2 separate regions of the Homo sapiens genome follow, and region 2 is linked to region 1. Evidence: read pairs that join two places in POLR2A ChIA-PET (ENCODE). Cell type or tissue: MCF 10A. All regions are shown on one strand. Links, peaks and the distances in the headings refer to the core of each region. The heading gives the core; the rest is flanking DNA.

Region 1 (2,908 bases), core at 192-2,691:
ATTTTGGTAGCCTTTCCGGAGCTGGTGCAACGAAGCAGATCCACAGTTGCCCGATAATCAGGCCAAGGCATACTTTCCAAGGTGCGTTTTTCATATCGAATTTAAGCGCGGGTCCTGCCCGTTGTTTGCAAACTGTCCAAGCAGCACCCAAAACTGCTGCTTTTCCAAGTCCGTTAAAAAGTTATTTGCGCTTGGGGTTTTTCGGTTCTGCTACACCCCACCTCCTTCCCCTGACTTTTGCCAGTAGAGACCTGCCCTGGGGGATATTTTGTCCTGGGAGCACAAAACTATTTTCTTTTCTGGAAATAAGTTGACGTCAACTGGGAGCTGTTTTGGGTTGCTTTGTTTCCCGGAGCGTCCAACCCAGCACACCGCCTCCGGCAAACTGCGAGCAATTCAAAGCAGCTCGCCCAGTAGGGAGGGGAGCTGGTGGGAGGGGGGTGGACCCCGCCGCCCGCAGAGGTGGGGAGACCTGGGGGGCGGCTCCGCTCCCAGGCTGCAGCGTGGGCCTGGTCCCCTGCCAAGCCAGGAGCGCAGCCCGGAGCCAGCGCGGCCCCCGGGTCCCTGCGCTTATGGCGAGGGTCGCGGGGGAACAGCCCCTGGTAGGTAACTTGCCGGGCACCCACCTGAGTTCTCCGCACCGCGGCCCGAAAACCTGGGAGCGTCCCAGGACAAAGGGCCAGCCCTCTGGAATTAGCCGTGTGTGACTAGTGTGTGCCAGCTCGTATGTGGGGGTCCCAGTGTGCAACTAACTTAGCTGCTCACCGCAGCCTCGGAGAAACGAGCACGCCTTTCTGCACGTGTCCAGGGCGGGTGCGGCGGGCAGTGCATTGTGAACAAAGCCGGCCACCTCCCGCGCCGCACCTCGGGGACGATTCCCGGACGGTTCTCCGCGGAGAGCCGGGCGGATGAGAGCGTGGTGTGTGTGTGTGTGTGTGTGTGTGTGTGTGTGTGTGTGTCTGTGTGTCTTGTGTTTCCCTAAGGAGCCGGAGGCGGCCCGCGAGGCAGGGACTTGCTCTAACTTGTTTCACACCTGGCGCGGTTTCCCCGAAGCTCGGGTGGCGTCCAGGGCCGGGCAGGCACGCGGAGGACCAGCAGCGTTCGCTGCAGAAAAAGACATCGTCAACTCCCACTCAGAAGCCCACACTGCCCTGAGACCTGGTCTTTCATTCTTTCTTAAAAAAAAAAAATGCAAATTGATGGATGGGTTTCAATTGATGCGTAAAATGCTTCCCTTGAGAGCAAGACAGGAGGGCCAGGGAAGGGGGAAACAGGCAGTTGACATAACTCTCACAGCCTAACTGCCGAGAATTCGGACTTGGAGGTAAATTCGAGGACGCACCCGAGGAGCAGGCGAGGCTGCCTCCCAGCAGGACGGCCTGGCACCGGGGCGCACTGCTGGGGACCTGACTCCCTCGTGTCCCCTCACCCCAGGGACTCGCAGCTGGCCCGCGCGCCAGGGTACACACGGGCTGCGGGAGAAGGTGAAAGTTAGGATGCAGCACGAGCTCCGAGAGTGGCCTGGGCTGTGCCTCCTAAGAGAACAGCCGAGGTCCCCGGCGGCTCTGGGAAGCTGCCCCTGGGCCGGGAGAGCGGGAGGCGGCGACGCAAGGACGCGCCCGGAGCCTGGGCGCGCCGGGGGCGGGCGTTTGGCTGGAAGTGGGGCAGTGTCTCCTATGGGAAAGCGAGACCCGGCGAGCTCTTTGGCTGCTTTTCCAGTTTCCGAGGTGCCCGCCCCCGCGCGCCTGAGGCAGCGCAGCCCGGAGGGCGAACGAATGGCGGTTGGCAAACTTTGAGTGAGAGTGCGCTCCGGATCCGAATTGCCGAATTGTGGCTGCGGCAGGGTCGGCCGAGACACAAGTTCGCTTTTTCCGCCTGCCCGATGGGCCTTAGGGAGACTTCAGCTCCAGCTTGGTGGAGCGCCTCGCCCGAGGGAGTTGTGTCACTTTGCTCAGGGGCAGGGAGGGCGGCGCCCTGGGCGGGTGGGGAAGGGTCCCTGTGGCCCCTGGGGTCCCAAGCGCCTCTTCCCTCGTCTCCCCTCCCACCGGCCCCTCCCAGTCTTCTCTGCCTCGCTCCTTCCCGGGGCTGGCTGGACCGGCGCGGACTTGCCCCAGACCTACGGGGAGCGCCCCAGGTCTTTAATGACAGCTTAAATGTGGCTGTTGGAAAAGTCGAAAGGGATGTGGCTGACGTGGGGCGTGTTTCGCTCCTTTGCAAGAGTCGGAAAGGGAGTTGGGAGCCGCGCGGCTGGCCCCAGGCCCCCGCGCCTCGCCGCCAGCAAGTAGGTGGGGGAGCCGCCGCCGCCGCCAGCCCCATCCCGCTCCCAAGCCTCGCCCGCTGCGCCCTGGCCGCGGGCGCCGAGAGGGTGCGGGGCCTCGCCGTGCCTCCTCCACCCTGCTCATTAACCTGCCTGCTCCGCTCCGCTCCGGGCGGCCCCAGACACGGGTTTCCCGCGGCAGCACCCGCGGCCCGCCCGGCGCAGCCGCCGCCCCGACCCCCCGGCTCCGGGGGGCAATGAGGGGGCAGTGGAAGGGGCACTGCTCCTCGGGCATTACTTAGAGAAACGAGACCGTCCCGCCCTCTCGCCGGCCCTCCCTCTCTCCCGCCCGGGCCCGCGCAATTCTCCGCCAGAGGGTAAGTTGGGAGTGTTTCGCCCCCACCGACAGCTCTCCCTCCCTTTCCTTTTTTTTTTCCTTCAAAGTTTTCTTAGAAGTGGGAGCCGGGTGGGGGAGGAAGAAGGTCTGGTCAGCCTCCGTCCTTTACCCTATCTCTCCGGTCTAACTTGTCCCCCCCTCCCCCCTCCCCTCCATCCCCTGCGCGCCGCTGCCCCTCCGGAGCTGCGCTCGGGAATGACAATTGGAGCGCGGCTCCTTTAAGAGCCCGGCTTTGCCTCCCGGTAGCTGAAGGT
Region 2 (2,908 bases), core at 289-2,788, 67 kb before region 1:
CCCTGATTTGGAAAATAGTTGAAAATAGTTGGAAAACAGTTGAATTTTTCAAGTATCAGTAGAAATGCAACTACTTTAATTCTAAATAATAACAACCCTGATTTGGAAAATGGTTGAAACTAATTGGATTTGCAGCACATCGAGTCGTGTACAGAACTGTAAATTAAATTGGCCCACAGAGTCAATCTTGAAACAGTCTTGCCTTAAGGTCCTTCCTCGTTCACCTTTATCCTTATCACAGGATCTGGGTGTCTGAGAAAGATGAAGAGAGAGGCATCGTTTATTCTGAGAATGTGTTTTCTTGAGTCCTTGATTTGCGGTTCTCTGAGGACAGAGTAGGTAGGTGGTAGGTGGAATGCACCTAGTTCCTGAAGCAAAGGCTCTAGTCCACTTGGCAGGGTTCTCTGAAACCATAATTTATCCTACAGGAGTACTGACAACACTAAATATGCTGATTCATCTCCTAATCCATTCAATTAACTTCTTGGAGGTAAATTTTCTTTTGAACCCTCACACTTGAACAACACTTGACAATTTCTAAGGGCATTCCCACTGAGTCTGCATAACCACTTGTAAGATAATTGTCTTGCCTATTTAGCAGATGAGAAAAATAAGATTTAGAAAGATAAAAAGACTTGCTTAAGGTCACATGGCTTTGAGTGCCAGAGTCTTTTTTGTTTTTTTTTAAACCTAGGTCTTCTTATTTACCCAAGTTCAGCATTTTTTCCTCATTAACACTGCCTTCGTAACTGGGCATAGGCGGAACCAGTCAACAAAGAACTAATTATTTGTGCTGTGATGTACTGTTATAGCTTCAAAGTTCACATGGACTTTCTGTCTTCCTTTTTTTTTTTTCCTTCTTTTTGTTTCCCTCTCCCTCCCTTACCTTGCCTGCCCTCCTTCCCTCCCTCCCTCCCTCCCTCCCTCCCTCCCTTCCTTCCTTCCTTCCTTCTTCCTCTGATTGCTTAATGCCAAGCTCACAGCTGTGGTTTTGGGGATAAAAACAAATACATTTAACTAAGTTATCTCTTCTACCCACACTCTTTTATTTCTCTATCCAACTTTTGGTTCAATTATAACCAACATATGGGAGATTTGGACACCGCATTATACATGCCAAAACCATTCTCTACCACATAGGAGGCTGTGGCATAATTTGAAAAATTACATGCATTAAAACAATATTGTTGGCTACTTAAAATACATGTCATCATTTATAAAACATTATTCCCTCTAGCTTCTCATATTTTCAGCTCAATAATAGTACCCAATTGATGGAAAGACTCTTGTTTATCCTGATTTTCCCATATCATATTTCAAAAGCCAAATTGTTAGTCATCCTGTCTATTAAGAGCCTTTGCTCCTCAAACACGGCATGGGAGAGAGATATGTTGAGGAGCGTCAGCTATGATACACATCTTTGTACGGCAGTTGACAGCATACATTCCTCTTGGCTGACATAACTAGCTCTGTGGATTACTGTAATGCCTGTTCCTTGACCCTGAATGTAATAGTATTCAAGACATACTCTGTTTTTTGAGCAGTGTTTTTGAATGGACTTAGCCTGGAGAAATGACCTGGAAAGGTTATTTTGGGATGGCCAATTTGTTTAAAATGCATGAGTCCACTACTCACAGGTTCATAGGTGTTAAGTGAGCAGAGCAAGACATACCCAGCAATTCCCACCCCTTTCTCTTCCTTACTCCACCAAATCAAGGTCAGGCAGAGTACACTTAACAGTCTGGGCAAAGTTCTGTGTTTATTTGGTCAATAATAATAATGGCAAGGTTTGCTTGTTTTCCACATTACTGAAATACAAAACAATTGAATTTATATGTAAAACTATTGATGGAGATTGAGCATCTTGTTCTCTTTGAAATAGCCTCCCAAAAGGCAAGGTCTCTGTCCATCACCAGGAGAGTGGATTAGCAAAGTAAGTCTAGATTGCATTACAAGTAATGGATTAGGCTGGATGCCATGGCTCATGCTTGTAATCCCAGCACTCTGGAGGCCAAGGCAGGAGGATCACTTGAGCCCCGGAATTTGAGACCAGCCTGAGTAACCAGACCTGGTCTCTACAAATTTTTTTTTTTTTAATTAGCCAGGCATAGTGGCACATGTCTGTAGTCCCAGCCACTCAAGAGGCTGAAGCCCAAGGATCACTTGAGCCCAGGAGTTGGAGGTTACAGTGACCTATGATTGTGCCACTGCACTCCAGCCTGGGTGACAGAGTGAGACTCTGTCTCTTTATGTATATATGAGTGTGTGTGTGTATGTATGTATGTATACATATATGTGTGTGTGTATATATATATATATATGTATGTAAGGGATTAGCTGTAAACATGTGTCTTAGATGGGCCTCGAGGGAGTTGTACAGAGTAAAAAAGAAATAGGCATATAAAACAACAATCCACATCTGGTAGGAACATATAAAACAAGGGAATAAACCTTAAAAACCATGAGGAAGGCCACCTGTGGTTGGTAAATTTAGGGGAGAGGATGGGGATTAAAGCATTTGATCAATCTATCAATCAATCAATCACAGACCCATGATGATGAGCCATGTACTGTAGAGTATGGTTAATTCCAACTCATCACCTGAGGTCCAACAATAAAAAGAGAAGAAAAAAAAAAAAAAAGAAACACTTAAAAAAAATTATTGTCTGCCATGACAATTAAAAGCACTAGTGGGCCTGGTGCAGTGGCTCACGCCTGTAATCCCAGCACTTTGGGAGGGTGAGGCAGGCGGATCACCTGAGATCAGGAGTTCAAGACCAGCCTGGCCAACATGGTGAAACCCCATCTCTACTAAAAATACAAAAATTAGCAGGGCGTGGTGGCGGACACCTGTAATCCCAGCTACTTGGGAGGCTGAGGCAGGAGAATCACTTGAACCTAGGAGGCA

What was found. Peaks named below come from ENCODE experiments on the same cell type or tissue, not always from the same donor. Only the 100,000 strongest peaks of a DNase experiment are listed, where the experiment ranks them.
Region 2: POLR2A ChIA-PET joins it to region 1 with 16 read pairs; 6 of 35 experiments call an interaction of 5 or more read pairs at or near these places.

What each region holds. Positions count from the first base shown.
Region 1 is chr18:26,548,617-26,551,524 of GRCh38, reverse strand. All of the region lies in intron 1 of LOC124904273 (a long non-coding RNA gene), which reads right to left. It also overlaps a transcript of KCTD1 not described here. Among named protein-coding and RNA genes, the nearest start is that of KCTD1, 1.5 kb to the right of the region's middle. RefSeq lists enhancers at 113-754, 1,397-2,038, 2,039-2,680, 2,746-2,908 and silencers at 786-1,080, 1,541-1,620, 1,931-2,030, 2,041-2,170, 2,261-2,490. In MCF 10A, for the core only: no CTCF peak of the experiment used is centred there; DNase peaks (open chromatin) are centred at 324, 1,014, 1,674 and 2,164.
Region 2 is chr18:26,615,876-26,618,783 of GRCh38, reverse strand. It overlaps a transcript of KCTD1 not described here. Among named protein-coding and RNA genes, the nearest start is that of MIR8057, 26 kb to the right of the region's middle. In MCF 10A, for the core only: no CTCF peak of the experiment used is centred there; a DNase peak (open chromatin) is centred at 1,383.